2 separate regions of the Homo sapiens genome follow, and region 2 is linked to region 1. The links are chromatin loops, found by intact Hi-C in ENCODE. Cell type or tissue: IMR-90. All regions are shown on one strand.

Region 1 (8,000 bases):
TATGTGTATTTTGGAGGGGGAGGATAGGGTCTGGAAAAGGGAAGGGGATAGAGTGGGATTCTGATTCTGCTTCTCTGTGGACTAGACTTGGTGCTGAGATGGACAGGCACTTGCTGTTGCCTGGTCTGCTCCTGTCCCTTCCTCTGACCGCAGGCTGGACCATCTCCAATAGTTTAGTGACTGAAGGCTCCCGGCTGTCTATGGTCTCCCGCTTCTTCCTGATTTGCCTCTTGGACTCCAGCCTGCCTTTCCTCACCACATGCCTCTCAGTGATCAACTTGGTGCGGGCCTTGGAAACTGTGCTGCAGAACGTGGAGGGTCTCTGTCAATCTGGTTCCACTTCTGCTCTGCCTCAGGATGCCTTCTCCCGCTTTCCTGGGCTCAAGGTCCTGGGGCTGAATCTGCATCTCACCCAGCTCCTGCCAGGAGCTCTCTGGGGGTTGGGGCAGCTGCATTATGTCTTTCATAGCTCCCACCGTGGGAGCATTAATCTTCCTACCGCTGATGCCTTTGGTGACCTGAGATCCCTCCAGGACCTTGCTTTCTTGGGTTCCTGCCTGGATGGGAGCTTGGGTGTCCGGTTGCCTCCCAGTCTGTGATGGCTGTCGATCAGGTGTAATTTCCTTCAGAATGTGGGGGTGCTGGCTGATATCTTCCCAGATCTGGTGCATGGCCCCTCCTCTGGGGATGCCTGGGCCTTGGACATGTTGGACCTGTCATTCAATAGTAGGCTGAAGCTGGCCAGTCCTGGAGCCTTCCAGGTCCTCAAGCTGGGGACTCTGAATCTGGACCACACAAAGATGAAGGCAGATGCACTGGTGGGACGGGGGCTGCAGAGATTGGATGCCCTGTGACACTCACTGACATGGCTGAGCTGCCTGCCAGGATGGTTGCCCATTTTGAGCTTCAGGAGCTGAATTTGGGGATTAATCGGACAAGGCACATAGCCCTGGAAGGCCTGGCTTCCTGTCACAGCCTGAAGAGCTCGGGTCTTCGGAGCAATGGCCTGATTGAGTTACCACGAGGTTTCCTGGCTGCCATGCCCAGGCTTCAGAGACTGAACCTGGCCAACAACCAACTGAGGAGCGCCATGTTGTGTATGAATGAGACAGGGTTTGTGTCAGGATTGTGGGCCCTGGATCTGTCCAAGAATAGGCTGTGTACCCTGTCCCCAGTCATCTTCTCCTGTTTGCCCCACCTGCGGGAGCTGCTACTTCAAGGGAACCAACTGGTTTGCTTGAAAGACCAGGTATTCCAGGGCCTACAGAGGCTACAGACCTTGAACTTGGGCAATAATCCACTGGTAACCCTGGGTGAGGGCTGGCTGGCTCCTCTGCCTACACTGACCACCCAAAACCTGGTAGGTACTCACATGGTGCTGAGCCCAACCTGGGGCTTCCGGGGCCCAGAAAGTCTGCACAGCTTGAGAATACAGTTTCCCTTTGGCCCTGCGGGAGTAGCATTTTCCCTGCTCACAAGACTGACTAGCTTGGAGCTCCACGCAGTTTCAGGCATGAAGCATTGGAGGTTGTCTCCTAATGTCTTTCCAGTCTTGCAGATCCTGACTTTAAAGGGCTGGGGACTGCAGCTAGAGACCCAGAATATCTCCAAGATCTTCCCTGCCCTTCATCAACTCTCCCTGCTTGGCAGTAGGTTGGAGCCCCTCTGTTCCCAGGACACCTCCAGCTTCTTCCTCTGGCAGCTCCCGAAGCTCAAGTCCTTGAAGGATGGGGAAACAGGCATAGCCCTAGGCCCTACTGCATCACGGGACTGCCCAGTCTACAGGAGCTGAAGCTGCAGGCACTGCAGTCTCAAGCATGCCCCTGCCCAGTGCGGCTTGAGGAGCTGGTGGGTGAGTTGCCCAGGCTTGATATGCTGCAGCTGTCCCAAACAGGGTTGGAGACACTGTCTGCTGCTGCTTTTGGGGGCCTCGGCAGTCTCCAGGTCTTAGTACTAGACAGGGAGAAAGACTTCATGCTGGATGACAGCCTCCAGGAGCACAGTCCTCGGATGCCCCAGTACATCTATATTCTGACCTCATCCTTGGCCTGCCAGTGTGCCAATGCCTGCGTGGGGCCCTGGCTTTAGCAGTCCCCCAGAACATACATGCACATAGTATCACAGCAGCTGTGCCATTCAGAAGCTGGGGGCCACTCAAAGAATCTCTTTTTCCCTTTTCTCTGGAGCCACTGCCCCAAGACTTTGGGGTTGGAGCTCTTTTTTGCGCAGCTCTGCCCTGCTGCTTCTGCTGGTCTCCTTGCCCTTCCTAAAGGAAGCCAGGAATTCCTGGATCCTCTAACTCAAGGCCTTGCTCAGGGTTTGGTTCCAGAGTCTGAGGAGTCAGAAGGGTAAAGGCAAGAGGTTCCTCTATGACGTGTTTGTGTCCCACTGCAGGCAAGACCAGGGCTGGATGGTGCAGGAGCTGCTGCCTGCTCTAGAGGACTGCCCTCCAGCTGGCCGGGGGCTGCCACTCTGCCTCCATGAGTGGGATTTTGAGCCAGGCAAGGATGTGGCTGACAATGCAGCAGACAGCATGGTGGGCAGCTGGGTCACGCTCTGTGTGCTGAGTCACCAGGCCCTGCACACCCCCTGCTGATGCCTGGAGCTCCTCCTGGCCACCTCCTTTCTGCTGGCTGTCCCCCACCCCCCAAGGGCTACTGCTGGTCTTCCTGGAGCCCATCTTACGCCACTAGCTCCCTTGCTGCCACAGATTGGCCTGGTTGCTCCGCTGAAGAGACTATTGCATGTGGCCCAAGGAAGAGGAAAGAAAGAATGACTTCTGGGCTTGGTTAGGGAGCAGGCTGGAGCACCCTGGGGTAGGGTAGAATGGGTGCGTGTGTGTTGGAAGGTGGGGGTAAGAAAAGCAAGCCAGCTTGGCAGGGAGATAGTGAGTATGTGTGGGCTATGAGACTGAACTCAGTTTTTAGTAGAAGGTGGGGCTACTGTGTGTGCAAGGGAGAATCAAATGGGAACACAGGCTTTGGGAAGGCTCTGGAGGCTGAATAAGAAAATCTGGGAGATGGCAGGTGGCCATGTGGTACGTAATGTAATCTCAAGATCTCCAAACCCTCAATAAATGTACTAAATCCATGAATGCTTGGCTTGATTGAATTTTTTTTTTTTGAGATGCAGTTTTGCTCTTGTTGTCCGGGCTGGAGTACAATGAGGCAGAAGGTGAAAGGGTTGGATTCACAGAAACTGTAGTCCAGAGGAAATAAGGTTGGAAATTCATGGAGAGAGAGGGCAAAGAGAGAAGCCTTTGGCCAGTCCTAAGCTGTGGAATGGGGTCCAGGTCAAGTTCAACCAGATCTTCAAGGGGCCAAGGGACCCCTTTTGCCATCTGGGTTATAGAGGGATTGGCAGCTAAGGATCAAAAAGCTGGGATGCTGCCCAGGAGACAGCAGACTGATTGCCTGTTCCCTCAATAAAAAACATGAAGGCCTGTTCCCATCTATCTCCAGTTAAGCCTCATAGCAACACTGGGAGGAGAAGCCTACCCCCTTGTCACTCTGTACTCTGACTATGCTAGACTACCTGTGGGTCCCAGGACATCATCACACCTTTTGTCTCTGGGCCATTGCATATGCTGTTCTTGCACTGAAAAATACCTTTTCCCTGGGGAACTCTTAAGTATTATTTAAGATGCAGTTCAGCCATCACTTTCTTCAGAAGCCTTTCCTGATCTCCCAGCCTAGATAACTGTTGCCCCTGGGCTCCCACAATTTCCTGCACCTCCCTTTCTCAAAGGACTGATCACAGGCCTGAAAGCCACAGAAATAGTGGTCTCCAAAGCTGAGTGCACAAGATTATCACACTATGGTTGCAAAGAAACTGTTATAACTTCTATTTCTATTTTTTAAAAATCTTACCTTATTCTGAAGCTAGACTGCCTGCTTTTTTAGCCACGTGCCGTTAGCATGTTATTTAACCTCTCTATACCATAGTTTCCTTTTCTGTAATATGGGATAGTGTTAGACTCTCCCTCAAAGGGTTTTGGATGTATTAAATGAGTTAATACATATAAAGCACTGAGAGAAGGACCTAATAATGCATTGCAAATGTTCAAGGAAAGTTAGCTATTACAGGCACATCATTTATAAGTAAATAAATACACATATGTTGGGAGTGTGTGCTCAACTCAAAAACTCAAAAAGGCTTCACTTATGGGAGCGCTCTATTGGGAAAGTTTAGAGATCAGGCCCTGGGGTCAGAGACCAGGTTTGCTTCATCTCTGCATCCTTAGAGCCTAGTGTCTGCCCAAATCAGAGAGAGTCCTGGTAGACAAATGCAGACAGAACGCTTGCAAACCAAATCCTGATGGGTGCTGAACCAGAGAGAACCTGGAACAGGTTCAGGCTCTGTTGCTTATTTCTACACGGCACTAAAGGGCAGTTGGCCTCTTGAGGACTTCGTTAGTTTTTTCTCTTCTGTAGAATGCCAGGCTTTAATTAGACAAAGGCTAAGGGAAACCATAGAATAATTCGAGGCTGTATTGAGGGCGAGGCGCGCCCTCTTGTGTCCTAATGATGTCCTCTCCTCTCTCTGCACACTCGCCTCCCTTCTTCCTCTTAGGGCAGATGATGCTGAAGTGGACACGTCCTTACCTGACCCTGCAAAGCTGCCTCTCCAGCTTCAGATCCTGACACTCTCTCAAATGTTTCCGGCTCCCTTGGCACCCCACACTGTTGCACTGTCCCTCCCCATCTCAAACCCTCCTACTTCCACATATGGTCTCTTCCTCATGCAGTGTAGGACCTTTGGAGTCACATGCCTAGGGGGTGACAAATCGCAGCCCTGGTTCTTATTGGCTCTGTGATCTTGAGTAGGTCACTTCGTTTCTCTAAGTCTCATTCCCTCTTTGTAAAGTGGAGCAAACAATACCAATCTCATAGGGCTACTGTGAGACTTCAACACCAAGGAGTATTTACGGGTTGTTATTATGTTTACTGAGTAAAATCACATGAGTTATTACTACAAATAAGTTGGAACATGTTTCACAGAGAAGGAATTTAAACTGGGTCGTTAAAGCTAAGAATTCTCCTATTTTAACACTAGCCAACATGCATTGAGCTCTTACCAGATGCTAGGTATTGTCAATTTTCCCTAAGCCGCATAACCATTGGTAATAATAATAATAGCTAATGATTATGTATATTATTGTATTTTCTATTTTTTAAAATAGAGACGAGGTCTCACTTCGCTGCCCAGGCTGGTCTCAAACTCCTGGACTAAAGCGATCCTTCCGTCTCAGCCTCCCAGAGGGCTGGGATTACAGGCATGAGCCTCCGTGCCTGGACTAGCTAATGATTATTAAACACTTTCTGTGTGTCAGACATGTGTCACGCTCTTTACATACCTTCTCCCATTTATTCCTCTCAACAACTGTCTCAGGAAGAGGCAAGTATTATCATTCCCATTTTACAGCTGGGAAAATGCAGGCATAAAGAAGCTAAGTAATTTGCCCAAGGTTTCACAACGCGGGTGGTATGACCTGCATCCTTCATTTGAAAGTAAGAACTTTCAGACACAAGCAGCTTGACTTCAGAGACTTTTACCTAAATAGTCTCATTTAACCTTCATAACACCCTGTGATGTAAGTTCTCTTACATTACTTGCATTTTATAGATGAAAATTCCAAAGACAAAATAGATGGCAGTAATTTGTTCAAGGCCACACAGCTGCGAAGTAGTTGAGTTGGGATTTGGATCCATGTCTGACTACAAAGCCCCCATTCTCAACACCACATTAGATTGTTCATGCCCCAAAGTATTCACAGTGGTACAGAGCACCCGCATTTATATGAGGATTATTTTGTAATAATGATTAACATTCTTCCAACACCTAGGAAGTGCCAAGCTCTGTACTAACTGATTTACATAATAATAGCTAACAATCGCTGTGCATTATTAGGAGCCAGGCCCTGAGCTAATCGTTTTAGGTGTATTATCTCATTGAAAGTTCACAAAACTCTGTGACATGGATGCCATTACTACCCTCATTTTATGGTTGAAGAGAACGAGGTTCAGAATTCTTCCAAAGTCACACAGCTTAGCTGTAAGCTGGAAATTAAAGCTACAACTGTCCAGTTCTCTCCTGCCTATCGGGCTGGTCACCTCTAGTCATTCTCTCTTCTTATTTCTTATTGTGTCTGCTTTGATCTTTCAGGGTCTGAGGCTCTCACTTCGACCCCTCAGTAGAACTGGGCCCCCTTCTGCTCGAGTGCCCTCCCATTGGGCGGTGCTGTTATCCGGAAGCCTATGGAAAAGGCCAGGATCGCAACAGGTCCCGCCCCCATGTGTCGCGCCCGTTCCGATTTGTTCCAGTGCCAGGGTCCGTTAGAAGATGACATATCTATTGGCTGAAGACGTCTGAAAGGCAGCAAACGGAGGGGGCCGCCCCCGGCGCTCGCGCGGTTCCTTCTGGGAATTGTGGTCTCAGACGTTCCATTCCCAGGGTGGCGCCGCTCGGACTCCGCGTCCCAGCATTCCCCGCACGAGCCCGGGAGCACTTCCGCCCTGTTGTGAAGTGGGTGTCTCGGTGGGTGAGTCCGGGTGGCGGGGCGGGGGCAGCTGAGACGCAGGCTCTGGGCTGGAGACTTAGGAGGTGGTGGTGACACAGGGGGCTGGGGAAGGTGAGAGGGGAGAAAGAAGCTTATATGTGGGGGTGGAGGGTGAGGGACGGTCAAAGGATGTAGAGGCCGGAGATGGGAAGGGTCATACAGGGGTCGGGGATGAGGAGGCGATAGAGGGCCCTGGGAATGAGGAGGGCCTTAGAAGGGTCTGAAGGTGAGGGGGTTGAGGGAGGTTTTGGAGGTGGGAGAGTCATAGAAAGGTCTGGAGACCACAGAGGAAAGGATAGAGGGTCTGGGGCCCTGGCAAGAAGTGAAGAGGGCCTGAGCTTGAAGCCCGACCTTAAAAATAGTGTTTCAATCTCTACCTTCCCATCTAGAACAAGCATATCTAATTTGTTACCTCCCTAATGATTGTTACCTCTGGAACCCAGTGGATGGGACTGGCTATTGTGTTCTGCCCCAAACCTGCACTTCTTTCCTTATGTCTTATGGAAGTCAGTGGCACGATCATCCCATTTACCTACCTACCTACCTACTTACCCACTGATTCCTCTTGCATTCTTCCACGTCCAAGGATCTTCCGATCTTTAATTTCTTTAATATCTTTTCAGTCGGCCTCTTTCTTGTAGGGTTTTCGCAGAAGCCTTTTCAGTTTCCCAGCATGAACACACACATTGCACCTAGTGTGATCTGTTTCACCTACAAATCTGATTATGCCTTCTGCTTGAAAACTTTCATTGGCACCCAGCACCTGTAAAGTCCAAACACCTTGTCCTTCATAAACTCCTTTTGCAGCCTAATCTTCATGCACCTCACACTCCAGGGCTGTCAAGGTTTTCCTCGTTTCCTGGGTAGGCCATTTGGTTTTCCATCATTATATATGCTGTTCTCTCAGCTTAGAATATTCTCTCCTTGCCCTTCACCTTCTTTGCCAAGAGAACTTCTTTAACTTAAAAAAATTTCAACTCTTACTTTGCTCAATTCCCTTAAGCAAATTAAGTCACCCCCAACCCTCAGCTCCCATAACTTCTCCTATTACCACATTTGATCATAATTATCTGTGAAGTGTGTGTCTCTTCCATTAGACTGTGAACATCTCCAGGACAGGAACAGTGTCTCAATCACCTCTGTTTCCCCATTGCCCAGTCTAGAGCAGTAAACACTTGATGTAAAGCAGTAAATACTTGATGTATGTATGTGTGAATGAAGACCATGCAGGGTAAGCTTTGCTATACCAGCCTTGAAGACTTCTATTGCCAGTGGATTTCCAGGGCAGGAGCTTTAGTCTTCCTCTGCCTGGCAAGGCTATCTGCTGGAAGCTGAAGCTGATTCATTGCCAATGGGAGTTTAAGCCAGGGGTGACAAATACATGGAATGTGTGCTGCCAGTGCCCCTTCCTGTGTCCCTGGCAGTCATGGCTAATTGGTTG
Region 2 (8,000 bases), 290 kb before region 1:
TCTGATGCCTCAAGGATTTATAATAAATGTAAAAGCTGCACGCCAACTGCTAGGTAGGGTGTTGGGAGACTCCAGCTGAGTATAGGCCCAGCTTCCTCTGGCTTCGAGGCCTTAGGCAAGTTCCCTTCCTCCCTCTCCCTCTCCTGTTTCCCCATCTGTCAAGTGGATGTGGCACCAGATCATCTGCATGGCTCTGAGTCTGTAATTCTGCAGAAGGGCCCCAGCTCCATCAGCTGCTGGGAGAGAAGGGGATGTGAGGGTGGGTTCAGCCTTATTTCTGCTGCATAAATAGCTAATAAGCCTTGCCTTCCCCATATGGAGGGAGAGGCAGGTGGGGTGGAGGGTGCCTTGAATCTCACCCAGCAGCACATCCTCTCTAGATGGGAGGCAGATTTCTCTGCCACCAAATTGCCAAGCCCAGAGGACACACTAAAGCAAGGCCTCCTTCTCGGGCCAGAGAGGAGAGTCTGGGCATTCACTCAGCTGGGCACATGAGCTCTCACAGGCAGAAAGAGAAAAGGTGGGCTGTATGTTATTCCAGCCCGTACTGTGTGCCTTTGAACCTCAAATAGCAGGTTAATCCCAGGTCAGCTTCACAAAAGTCCTGGTAGGAAGGAAGCATCCTGACCCCATTGTACAGACAGAGCATCAGCGTTTACATGAAGTGACTCACCAAGGTGCACACAGTGCCCACAGCAGGTTTGGAACCCAAGTATGTCCAACCCCACAACAGTGCACTAGAGAGTAAGCAAGTGGCAGTCCTGTTTTACTTTTCACCCAATAATGAAGCATTTCAATAATATTTGTAGGTAATACATGTTCAATTTCTCCTGTGTCCCCCAGGTCATGGGATAGAGTACAGAAGCCCAACATACAGTAATTTGGATTTCCTGGTTTGCAGACAGGAGAACCAAGGCTCTGAAGCAGAGGCTAGAAGGTCAGACAAGGAGGGGAGAGATCAGAGAAGAGGGATCTGGGTCAGGCTGTGCCCTATAGCCCTGGCTCTCTCACTGTCTGGAAGTGTGGCCTTGGGCAAGTCACATAACTTCTCCAGGCCTCACTTTCCATTCCTACATGATGAAGAGGTTGGACAGATGGTTTCAGACAGAGTCCCCTCAAACTCTTCCTGCTTATGTGACTCCATAGACGGGGAGATGGACAGCAGCAGCGCCTAAAACGATGGCTCTGGGGGTGGAGGGCCAAGCCTTGTGCAGGCTCCCAGAGGCCCAGGCCCTTGCTCACCCTCTGATGGGGCCTTCATCCTCAGACAGCTAGACTGGAAGGGAGTCAGTTGTAGTTTTGAGATAAAAGGGACAGGGAAGGAGCGATGGTGAACATGGGCCATTTCTCCTGAGGCCCATGGGCATCTGCTGGGTGCAGGCCTACTCAAAGACTAGTGTGTGGAGGGGTTGGGAGCCCCTACAATACAGGGGAAAGTAATTATTTAGTTTCTGTTTGAGTATCTCGAGGCCAGAGAGCTCATTACCTCCCAAGTTAGCCCACTCCATTTTCATAAAATGTTTGAGCCAAAAACCTTCTGCTTCCAAACGCTCCACAGTGTGGTCCAGCTTAGGCCAGGGTTGGTCATTCTTTCGTTCATTCATTTGGCCTTTATTGGTGTGTACTGTGGGCCAGGCCTTGCACCAGGCTTTGGGGCCATAGATAGGAGAAATAAGATTCTGTCTCTGGCCTTGGAGAACTACGTGCTCGACTAGTATCCCAAAGCCAGGTACATGGGGCTGCTGGATTTAAGTGATTTAGCTTGAAAAAAGGATTCCAGGCCCAAGTAAGCTTGGGAACCATTTTATTAAACACAGTAAAATAGATTTATTTGCAACAAAATTTCTCTAAGCTTTTAATATGCAAATGCACACTGAAAATTCTCCAAGGGGGTGGGTATAAAAAATATACTATATTTCCCACACTTATTAATAGAGAGCATTTGGGGAAATGCAGTTCTAATGTTTTTGTTTGTTTGTTTGTTTGTTTGACCAGTGGAACTTGGAGAAGGCTTCACGGAGAGGATATTTGAGCAAGGCTCAATAAAAGTTGAGTAGGAGTTTGTCAGTGAAGACAGGAAGTCTTAAGGGAGACCGATTAGAGTTCTATGCCAACTATGCTCAGGTCACTCTGCATGTACCGTTTCACTTAGTCTTCAAAAGTCCTGATGTGGGGGACAGAGCCAAAGAGGTCATCAAAAACCTCTAGAGACTCCTAGAGGTCTAGCCCCTCCCTTCTTGAATCACCTTACATCTGGGCCTTATTCTCCAAATCTTTACCTTTAAGTCCTGGCCCCACTCAACCTGGCCTCTACTCTGGCTTAAATCTAAACTTGTTGTAGAGTATCCGGACCTGATCTCAGTCTTAACCCCTCATACACCTTGGCCTAACCCTCGGTACTCAAACCTGCCCTCTCAGCACTTTGGCACCCTAACTTATACCACTCTATTAGGTTTCACCCTCACCTGTCCAGCACATTCTAGCCCCCGTACTCCTCTTAGTCCTGATGCACATCTGATCCGGTCTCCGCCCCCACAGAACCCCCAGCCTGCCAGAGCTCAGCTACCCGGTTTAATACAGACCCATCCTCGCGACCTCGCCCTCAGTCTGACAGTGGCCCTGCCTTTGCCCAACTCTGATTCCGGTTCGTCCACAACCCTGCCCCAGCCCAGTATCTGGTCCAGTTCTGATCTCACTTGTTTCCGCCATCCCATCCGCATCCCCGACTTCTCCCTAACCGCGGACCAGCCGGTACTCCAGGTCTGTCTCAGATCCCTCAGGGTCCGGACTGCCCAAGGCCCCGCCCCCACGGCCCCGCCATGCGGCGGCCCCGCCCCTCCCTGCCCCGCGTTACTCCTGATAGGGCCCTGACCTTGCTGGCGGCCCCGCCCCAGGACCATTCTGACTGGGCCTGGCCCGCGGTCCAGCCCTGACCCCACCCCCCGCCCGGCCCCACCTCCAGCCCGGCCCCGCCCCTTCCCCAGGCAGGCCGGGTAGCGCACCTGCAGCTCGTCGAAGGCGTCGTCGATGCCGGTGACCTGATGCTGCTCGTGCAGTGCAGGCTCGTCGCAGAAGAAGCAGAGAAGCGCGCGGTCCGTGAGGCAGAAGAGCTTGACCTTGTCGTGCGCCTGGCAGGGTCGCGCGGCGCGGCGCGCGTTGAGGATGGCGTCCAGCGGGAAGGAGCTGTAGCGCTCCACGATGTTGGCCAGCTTGAGGCTGGGCGCCAGCGCGGGCTCGGCGAACGTGCGCCGGCACTCGGGGCAGTCGCGGGCGCCCTGCGCCTCCTGCCGCACCCAGTGCTCCGTGATGCAGCGGCGGCAGAAGTAATGCTCGCAGCCCAGGCTCACCGGGTCCTGGTAGATGCTCAGGCAGATGGAGCACAGCAGCTCGTCCTTGAGGCTGCACGCCATGGCGCCAGGGGCAGCAGAGAGGGGGGCCCGAGGGGCAGGGGGGCGGCTGAGAGAGCGCGGCGCTGTCGGAGGCAGCACCGAGGGCTGGGCGCGGGGACGAGGCCCGCACAGGCAGGGGTAGGAGCTACCGGAGAAGGGAGGGGGTGCTGTCCGGAAGGAGGGTAACGCGAGGAAGGGGTGCGCGGCTGAGACTCCGTGGGACGCCAGCCCGGGAGGGCAGTCTAGAGGTAGTGGGCAGCTCAAGGCGATGGGCGCTGGGAGGAGGCTGTGAGCGGCTGAGGGACGGAGATCCTGACGGGGAGGTTCTAGGGGGCGGGGCAGTCCTAAGGGATAGGAGCTGGGAGAAGGGGATCCCGGAGCGGGGTGGAGCCCTTAAGGGGGTCGAAATCCCGGGGTGGGGGCGGTGCGGGGAGGGCGAGAAGCTGGGGATGGGGAATCCTGGGGGAGGGGGCAGCCAGGCCGAGCCGTACATTGGCTGTGACCGGCAGAGAAGAGGAGGGGTGCCGGCCCGCTCAGCTGCCGGATCCCGGCCCCAAACCCTGGCCCAGCGCGACCCCTTACCCCCGCGAGCTTAGCAGCCACCGCTTCGGTCCAGCGCAGCCTCTCAACCCGGAACCAGCCGAATCCGAGCTGCCGGTGGCCGCGGCTGCCTCCCCGCCCCCGTGGGCGGGACCCAAGCAACTCCGCCCCCGCAGCGGGCGGGGGAGGGGCGGGGCCACCAGCCGGTTGACCCCGCCCCACCCCCACCATCCTCCAGCTCCCAGGGAAGCGAAGCCCAGCTGTTCCTTCGGGGTGTGTACTTGGAACTGCATCCAGGTCTCGCTTAGGGTCCCCGCGGCGAGGCGGAGCAGCTAATTTGAGAGCACAACAAATAAACAAGGAGCATCTTTCTGGATCATCGATTTGAAGATGTAGAAAAAATCATATTTTGTATTAAAACGAACAAGAATATATTTGGAATACAACTTCTGCATAAAATATAAAGATAAAACTCTTGAAATGCCCTGCTTGCTTAGAGCGAGTTCAAGGCCCTCACACTCCTAAGCCCTGGGGTCCCATTTCCTCTTCACTTTCTTAAGGAGTGCTTGGGGAGAAGTTTGGAAAGCCCTGGCTAACATCTGGCCCCGGAGGCTGCCTCCATTGGCAAACAATTCTGGAGTGCTGTATTTGTGTGTGTGTGTGTGTGTGTGTGTGTGTGTGTGTAAGGCGGTGAGGGGTGGAGCAGGAGAGAGGGAGAAAAAGTAATAGGAGAACTTGTCTTGTGTGCCAGATGGAGAGGGGATAAGGGATTTCTAGGCAGAGGAGACAGCCTGTGCAAAAGCATAGAGGCGTGAAAGGGGAGGGCGCAGTGAAGGAAGTGCTAGTAATTCTGTACTGTTGGGGGTGGGGTGGAGAAGGAGCCTGGGTGGGCTGGAGGGCATTGTGGGTCATGGTAAAGAATTTCTTGAAGGCATGGGGCTTTCAGGCAAGGGAATGACCTGGTCCGATTGGGTTTCAGGAAGTCTTGGAGATAATCATTATACCATCTGCAAGGTGAAGAAGACAGGGAGCTTTTCCAATGTGTCTGCGGATGCACAGCACTCAGCACACAGTAAAGGTGTGTAGCTGAATAACCGCATCAACGCCCTGGGTTGCAGGAGGAAGGAAAGACTGGGCACCCCTAAGGTGCTGTTGTCATCGTGCCTGCAGGAGGTGAGACCCGAACTGGGGCCTCAGCAGTGGGTAAGGAGAGAAGACTAGGGTATTGCAAGTACAGACACGGTGACATTTGGTGATGGTTGGATACGGGGGTGAGGGAAATGAGCCATAGAGGGTGGCTACCAGTTTCTGCCTCCTCCAGAAATATCTTCATTGGTGTTAAACTTTATTGAGGTACAGTTTATGAAAAAGCTCTCAGTTTAGTTCTCTATGGTTAACACTTTCTCCATCACACCCTCATCTGGCCCAGAATCTCCATCATTGCGAGAAAAATAGTTGGTTGCTCATGCAACAGCAGTTTCTCAACATTTTCTTATGGGCAGAGCCCTGATTTTGGTCAGGTGGCCCCCTTCCCCAAGTGACCCAAGGAAGGCTGACCCCAGCCCATTTCCAGGAGTGAGTCTTGTTTGGTCCAAGTCCATTATGGTGGTCTCATGGAGTGAGTCTTGTTTGGTCCAAGTCCATTATGGTGGTCTCATTCCTCTTGCCAGTGACGGTTTGGGCAGGTCCAGCCTGAAAAACTAAAGGGGAAGCCTATGGCAGAGAGGGGTTTTCAGGAAATGGTCTCTTTACTTTGCAAAACAGTCTGCCCCCTTTGCTGGGATATGTTTGGTGGCAATGCTTGGAATTGCAACAGCCATCTTGCTCCCAGTCTGAGGATGCAGCAAATACAGAAGGGAGGGCAAGGCCAAGAGAGTCCTAGGGAAGAGAAGCTTTTATTCTGATGCAGAGTCTGGACTTCAGGATATGTGAGATGGTCCATCTTATTGCATAAGCCAGTTTAACAGTAGTGCATTGTCACTTTGCAACCCAGAGAATCCCAACTGATATACTGACGTGCACCCCTAATGAGGGGGTGGGGAAAGTGAACAGGGCAGAGTCTAAATTATTGAAGCATTTGAAATGAAATGAAAAAAAAAAAGGCTTGATGATGGATGAAACAGTGACTTCATTATTCAACATGTATTTACTGATGCTGACTCCAAGCAGGTCTTTGTGAGGAGGTGGAATAAACTATGCTCCTTGCTCCCAAGGAGCTGGCAGTCTAGAGGGCAAAATCAATGAGAAATTCTTATCAGGCACAGTAGGGCTTGCTAAGCATTCTCACATATATTATTGGATTTCAGTCCCAAAGCAGCCTTAACTAGTTTATATTATTATCCCCGTTTTATAGAGGAAGATACCAAGGCTCAAATAAAGGAGATGTGATGGAAATTGCTAGCTGTCCACTAAACTTCATCCTCCTGTTCTTCTATGTAGTAGAGTAGCAGTCGGAGGAATGGCTGGTCCACTAGAGATCATACATCCCAGCTGTTCTTGCAGCCGAGTGAGACTTGGTGACTAAAATCTTTCTAATAGAACATAAATAGAAATAGACCTTAAGGCATGAAGCTTTTGCTCTCCCATGCTCCATTTTCTCTTCTCTTGAGTTGGAACATAGATGTACCAGGGACACAGCTTCAATAATGCTTCAAAAGGGCTGATGGAGCAAAGATATGGGAGGATCCTGGGTTCCTGAATGACTGCATGAAGTACAGCCACCCTGACATGGACTACAGAGTGAGAAGTAAACTTATTTTCTAAGAGCCATTGTATTTTGGGTCTTTTGTTGCAGCAGCCCAGCTTTCTCCATACTATTTTGCAGCTGTTTTTATTATTTATTTATTTGAGATGGAGTCTCGCTCTGTCACCCTGGCTGGAGCACAGTGGCATGATCTTGGCTCACTGCAACCTCTGCCTCCCAGGTCCAAGTGATTCTCCTATCTCAGCCTCCCTAGTAGCTGGGACTACAGGCGCATACCACCATGCCTGGCTAATTTTTGTATTTTTAGTAAAGACAGGGTTTCACCATATTGGTCAGGCTGGTCTCAAACTCCTGACCTCAGGTCATCCAACCGCCTCTGCCTCCCAAAGTGCTGGGAATACAGGCATGAGCCACTGCGCCCAGCCAATTTTGCAGCTGTTTTTAGAAGAGGCTCTGGTACTATTTTACTCTATTGTCTAAATCCTTTCAGTAGATAGTCTTAATATGTAGGTCTAATCTCCTCCAAAGGACATAGTATGTGGTTTTCTCTGGCTGAAAGTCACAGACTCTTTTTTTTTTCTTTTGAGATGGAGTCTTGCTCTGTTGCCCAGGCTGGAGTGAAGTGGTGCAATCTTGGCTCACTGCAACCTCCACCTCCCAGCCTCAAGCAATTCTTGTGCTTCAGCCTCCCGAGTAGCTGGGATTACAGGTGCCCGCCACCACGCCAAGCTAATTTTTGTATTTTTAGTAGAGAGGGGGTTTCACCATGTTGGCCAGGCTGGTCTCAAACTCCTGACCTCAAGTGATCTGCCTGCCTTGGCCTCCCAGAGTGCTGGGATTATAGGTGTGAGCCACCGTGCCCGACCCAGTCTCTTCTCTTTCACTTTACTTCCCAGTGTTCAGTCCTTTTATCCTCTGAGCAGTTCTTCTCTTGACCTTATTCCATCTCCATTAAGATGCAGAACACTAAAACTGTTGATTATCTTTACATTTGGCAAGTCATTGCTCTCTCCACATCTGATGTGGTTGAGTGGTCTGAACTAAGACTTAGAGATCCTGACTGCAGTGTATGCCATCTGCTTCCATTCATACTCCAGAAATTAACATCAGGAATTTTTTTTTCTGGAAAGCTATCCAAGAGCTATTGTTGAGTGAGAAAAAGAAAAGAAAGACCCAAATACACTGACACATAGACACCCACAGACTTAGACACAATCACAGGCATTATTTGCATAACAAAAATTCTATAGAACTATATTCTAATTGTGTTCTTTTGTGGGCTGGGATTATGGGGGACTTTAACTTTTACATTAGATAGCTCTGTTTATTATATATATTTTTGTAATCAGAAAAAATAAAGAAAATTG

Evidence for each region. Hi-C counts contacts between places; a loop is a spot of excess contacts. Peaks named below come from ENCODE experiments on the same cell type or tissue, not always from the same donor. Only the 100,000 strongest peaks of a DNase experiment are listed, where the experiment ranks them.
Region 2: a loop joins it to region 1, with 5 times the contacts of the local background. A loop is called at or near these places in 5 of 110 quality-filtered maps.

What each region holds. Positions count from the first base shown.
Region 1 is chr1:33,466,151-33,474,150 of GRCh38, forward strand. ZSCAN20 (zinc finger and SCAN domain containing 20) reads left to right here and starts at 6,495. Exons shown (of 8, transcript NM_001377376.1): 1 at 6,495-6,541. It also overlaps the pseudogene TLR12P. RefSeq lists enhancers at 2,017-2,543, 2,544-3,068 and a silencer at 4,458-4,752. In IMR-90, a CTCF peak has its summit at 4,513 (motif pointing left); DNase peaks (open chromatin) are centred at 4,641 and 6,381; H3K4me3 peaks cover 900 bases; H3K27ac peaks cover 1,783 bases.
Region 2 is chr1:33,178,023-33,186,022 of GRCh38, forward strand. TRIM62 (tripartite motif containing 62) reads right to left here and starts at 4,021. Exons shown (of 5, transcript NM_018207.3): 1 at 3,003-4,021. The coding sequence starts at 3,410. It also overlaps a transcript of ZNF362 not described here. RefSeq lists enhancers at 275-444, 2,544-2,713, a cis regulatory region at 360 and silencers at 2,796-2,995, 3,586-3,655, 3,886-4,195. In IMR-90, no CTCF peak of the experiment used is centred here; DNase peaks (open chromatin) are centred at 2,879, 4,129 and 4,639; H3K4me3 peaks cover 2,069 bases; H3K27ac peaks cover 1,392 bases.